Regions from separate parts of the Mus musculus genome. Here region 2 is linked to region 1. Evidence: chromatin loops called from intact Hi-C (ENCODE). Cell type or tissue: left cerebral cortex. All regions are shown on one strand.

What was found. A loop is a pair of places that touch in the nucleus more often than their neighbours do. Peaks named below come from ENCODE experiments on the same cell type or tissue, not always from the same donor. Only the 100,000 strongest peaks of a DNase experiment are listed, where the experiment ranks them.
Region 2: it touches region 1 in a loop (3-fold over the local background); 17 of 42 quality-filtered maps call a loop at or near these places.

The regions. Positions count from the first base shown.
Region 1 is chr7:78,583,593-78,586,092 of GRCm38, reverse strand. It overlaps E430016F16Rik (RIKEN cDNA E430016F16 gene), which reads left to right. Exons shown (of 11, transcript NR_015542.2): 10 at 593-662. Among named protein-coding and RNA genes, the nearest start is that of Ntrk3, 7.0 kb to the right of the region's middle. In left cerebral cortex, a CTCF peak has its summit at 1,374; DNase peaks (open chromatin) are centred at 931, 1,479 and 2,115; H3K27ac peaks cover 732 bases.
Region 2 is chr7:78,889,595-78,892,094 of GRCm38, reverse strand. No RefSeq gene overlaps it. Among named protein-coding and RNA genes, the nearest start is that of Mir7-2, 2.6 kb to the right of the region's middle. In left cerebral cortex, a CTCF peak has its summit at 1,237 (motif pointing right); DNase peaks (open chromatin) are centred at 496 and 1,252.

The sequences.
Region 1 (2,500 bases):
AACTGCCCCCTCCTCCCAACATGATGCTTCCCCTAATTCCCACACTGGTGTCTCAGCAAATAAGGCTAATTTTTTTCCCCATTTGCTCATGATAGCTACTTAAATGTGTGTACGCTGCTCCTAGTAATTGTCAGAGCTGCGAGAAAATTAGAGCAGATTTGGTGTATTCCTAGTTTTGAGTCCCAGTTCTGTTGGCAGATATCTGGTCTCGTTTTCTCTGAGCCTGAAGACCTTGGGAGTCATCCCCTCAGTCCTCAGAGAGCTTGGATTCCTATTCTGCTTGTAGAGGCAAAAGCCAGGATGGCTTGTCCTGAGGAGGAAGGTCAAGGTTTGGGAGGACCCTGATGCAGAGGCCACAGAAAATAGTAGAAAGAAGGGAAGAGAGGGCTTTGATGAGTTAGATTCTGAGTTGGGCTGATCATGCACCCTTTGTTATGCAGCTTCTAAACCATATAGCAAGGACGTTTGTGAGAGACAGCTATGGGAATACCCATCAGGCGGGGAGGTGTCTAGGTCATCAGCTAGCACCTGCTGGAATGAGAGTTTGAACTGGGTTTGCTTAGGGCCGAACCACACACTTTATTCTCCTTAGAAGGAAGAGGAGTGATGCCTGCTACGAATGGAGGTGTTTCCTTGACTTTCCATGCCTGAGGAATCATGAGGTAAGGGAATAGCTGGGTAGCAGTTAAGGAGCAACACGCTAATGGAACGTCCTGTAAGCTGGGATTAGTGGCTGTCAAGTGGATGGTGCTGAGTGTTCTCAGGCTGTTTTCATGTGTCACCATATTAATCCCTGTGATCCTTAGTCCCCCAAGTGACAGAGAAGGAAGTGTCAGATCAGAGGAACAAAGTTGCATGTTCAAGGCGACAAGGCCCAATATGTTCTCAATGCTAAATGAGTGGATCAGTTATAGAACTAGGCCCGAAAGCCAGTGTTCTACAGTCTGAGCCAAAGGCTCAGGGCCAGGTCAGGGGGAAGGTGTGATGCAGACTTCTCAGCAGGGAGCAGGTGCTGAGAAGGTCAGTTGTGGGAGGTGGTGATGGCAGAGCAGGAGCCTGGGAGCTGAGCAGGAGTGGGAAGGGTTGGCAGGGGAGTGTAACAGGGTATAGTGGGGACCCCAGGAGTTGAGGAGGGCTGAATTGGGATGCATGGTTCAGAAGAAAGCTTTAGCTGTTTGCAGGGATGAGGACATGTGGTAAGGATGCTGAGCCTGGGCTGTGACCCAGGACCAGGCAGAAAGTGCACCAAGGGTATTGTTTCTGGAATCTACTCTTTCCAGCCTTTTTCTGACTCTGAGAACAGAGCCACAGAGCTTTCTGTGTCTAGAAGCCCCCTGACATTTTTCCTAACCATGGTGAAATCTGTCGTTCTAGGATGGGGGCAGTAGTGAGCTACTCCACTCAAGTCTTCCGTTCTTAACTTCTCACAGAGATCTGTATGAGCTTTCAGGCAGCTCAAGCTTTCACTACATCACCCCGTCCCAGATGTGCATTGTCAGTTCTGGAGGTAACAGCAAGGGAGGCTCTGAGAAGATACAGGCTGTCACAGGTCCTGTCCTTCCTGCACTTGCTGGTACCCTCCTGGTCCCTGAGGACACAGACACAGAACCCTGTCATGTGACCGGAGAGACAGAGAACAGCAGGTGTGTAGAGCAACTACTCCCTGACCTTCCTTTGCAGAGACCCTTAGCATGTCCTCAGCAATGCTTTGAGGAGGTTGCTCAGTCAGTACAGAGATTTTGGCAAGATGGTGAACCCCGGACACTTCCATTTTAAAGCCTGGAGTAGAAGGACTGCCCCTCCGGGGATCAGGAAGGCTCCCAGACTCCCCACCTCTCCCTTTGTTATTCTTGGTTCTCTTTTCTGAAGAGAGAGGACTATATCTCTGGATGCCCTTGGGTTGGATTAATGAGAGGGAAATGGCCAGATGCTCCCAGGAGAGCTGCATGTAGTGAGTGTAGAGAGTGGGTGTGGGTGATCCTGAAAGTTGGGCGTAGCCCCCAGGCCTCTTTATTCCCACTAGCCCCTGTCAACCATAGACTGCCATAGACTCTTCTGGGAAGCTTACTCCTTTGGCTTTTGATTTTACTCGAGAAACAGAACACAGAGTGGGAGACGCTTCTTTCCTGAATGCCCCGCCCACCAGCATCATCTGTGGGTTGCCGGCCACAGTGAGCATTTCCTTATCTGCTGGGGCAGGACCTAGGTGACACACTGGCTGGTGGCAGCTACCATCACGTGCATGTGCAGCCCCTCCTCCCTCTGCTGCATTGATTTCTCAGTCTCACCCCACTGTTCGCAGCTTGCAATGACTTGGCAAGGCTTGTCTTCTATAATAGAGACCAATGCCACCTCCCTATTTAGAGGGAGCAATAAACATGACAACTGGCATGGGATAGGATCAATATCTGTTGTTTAGGGAGAGATGCAGCCCTGTGTACTCTGCCTTGGGACCCAGGACTTGTCAGATGCCCTCTGGTAGCACCAATTCTGAGGTTTA
Region 2 (2,500 bases), 310 kb before region 1:
TCCCTAACAGAAACTTGGTGAGCTGGGACCCTGGTTGAACCCCACCTCTGGGAAGCCCTTCCTCTCCATCTTTTCAATCAGGAAGCACGATTTGATCTCCAACACTACCTAAACCAGGTGAGTTTGGAGTGCTGTTGGGAGGGGCTGTGTGAGTAAAGTCATTAAGTGGTTTAGTCCCTCAGACCGTCATAGCAGATCTTGAACTTGGTCCTGCTTCTGGACCGCTGCTGTCACAGCACATGGGAGGTGGAGGCAGGGGGACCAGAAGCTCAAGTTTACCATTAGCTACACAGAGAGAGGGAGAGGGTGAAGGAGAGGGAGGGAGAGGGTGAAGGAGAGGGAGGGGGAGGGGGGAGGGGGGAGGGGGAGGGGGGAGGGGGAGAGGAAGCATTCGGGACAGGAGACTTGGATGTTTTGCTTTGGCAAATGGCTGCACAATGTGCTGTCCTACCTCCATGTGGAGCTATTCTGAGACAAAGTGGGGGTGTTGTGGGGGTGCCCCCGATGCTGGACTAAGTGCAGATCTAAAAGGGGGATGTTCATCTGCTCAGCGTCCAGAGTGATGGTTCTTTATATGCCAGGGCCGTAGGCATTACCTGATTGGGCTCACTGAAAAAAACAAACAAACAAACAAACAAAAAACGAGGTGGGACCTAGCAACTTTGCATGTGTTGCTGGGGATAGAATATAGGGCCATAGCACGTACTAAGCAAGCACTCTACCACTGAGCCACACACCCAGCCCATCAGTATGTCCACAGGCTAACAAGATGTTTAGCAGTGGTCCAGAACCAGGACAGAGTTAGAGGAACTGAACGGACCACGTGTAAACCATTTAATCGCCTTACTCACACCACTGTTCCTTCCAACAGCACTCCAAACTCAACACTGGCTGGACTTTGAACCTACACATATTTGAGATACCTTATACTTCTCCCACCCCCTGAGAATGTGCAACCCAGGTTAGCATCACACCTTTTATTTTTTTAAATCATGGACCACTGATAATTACCAGGGTAATTCCATCTGGAGAATTTTATTCTCTCCGCTAATTATTCTGTTCTAAGGCCCGTCTTTTTTACGTATCAGACCAACCTTTAAATCAGTGGTCCTCAGTTTCGACTGGTCCTGAAGAGCTTGAAACACTAGCAAACATTTGGGTTACAGCCCAAGAGTCTGATTTTGCAAGGTCTGAATGGATTCTTTGACCCAGCCGCTAGAGAACCAGTACCCAAAACAACCGGCAGAGGGCGCTGCGACCCTGCATATTGAGGGAAACGTGCTGCTGGGCGATCTTAACCACCGCAGAGGTAAGCGGCCGGAACCTGGGAAGAGGCTTGATGGAGTTAGAGACCAATGATGCGACCCTTGAGTCAACGGCCCCTGTGTGTTCTAGAGCTCCTATCACGTCGCCTTACTTTAGAAAGTAAAGAATTGTCCATTTTGCCAAGAAATTAAGGGTCAAGTTGCAACCACTCTAAACCTTGATTTGTGTCTTTGAGGAGAGGCCAACCTCTATTTTTAAAAATTATATATTGATTGGCTTGAACTAGACATGGTGATGCTCTGGGGAAAGGAGAGGATTACTATTTAAATGGGCTGATAAAACTGCATGCAAAGAGAGGCTGGTAGCTCTTAGTTTGATTTCATAGTAAAAGCAGTGGCTTAGGCTGCCACCAAAGAAAACTGACAAAAGAGACCCAAATGCCTTCATGTGTTGTGACACCTATCCCTTTGGCTAGTTATCATAACTAGGGAGATGGGATCAGCTACACATAACAGTTGAGACATTTGAAACTCAGAGATGGCAAGTGCCTGACTCAGCGTCACACAGCGATGAAAGTTCTAGAAGGCCGCTTGAAACTGAGAGGTGCTTGATTTTGGAAGCAGGACTCTGCTCCGTACCCACAGGAGCAGTCTTCTCCAGCTCTCAGAGATAAACCTCCCTTCCCTCCACCTTCCTATATGTTTGCTGCATGAACACAAGTCTCCCCAGTCCCATGTCACCCCTAGATGCTGAGGGCAGCTGGGAAGAGAGTCCCCTTCTCTCCTCATCAGCTCTGTGCATTCTCTCTCCTCTCTCTCTCTCTCTCTCTCTCTCTCTCTCTCTCTCTCTCTCTCTCTCTCTCTCTCTCCCCTCCCTCTGCACACTAGGGTAAGTACTCATCCGCACTGCCGCTTGCAGGTCCAACACCTGCTGAGTGACCCAATTTATAGACTTCTCAAGTGTGAATGAGATTTTTCAATAGGGCTGGCTGCCTACCGACAGGGTTGGAGCGTGGAGAAGCTCAAGAGGCTAAAAACTGGAAGAAGCCATGTGTAGGAGGGGAGGTGATGGTCGGATGAAGTGATTCGGTTCAGAGAGGCTAAGCCCCTTGCCTGCAGGTCTCACAGCTTCCAAAGCTTAGCTATTGTCCCGCTGAGCTTAGTCAAAGGTTACATACATTCTCATGTTTTCTAAAAGTGTGCTTGGCTCCAGAGCCAGTCTAAGTGTAAGACGC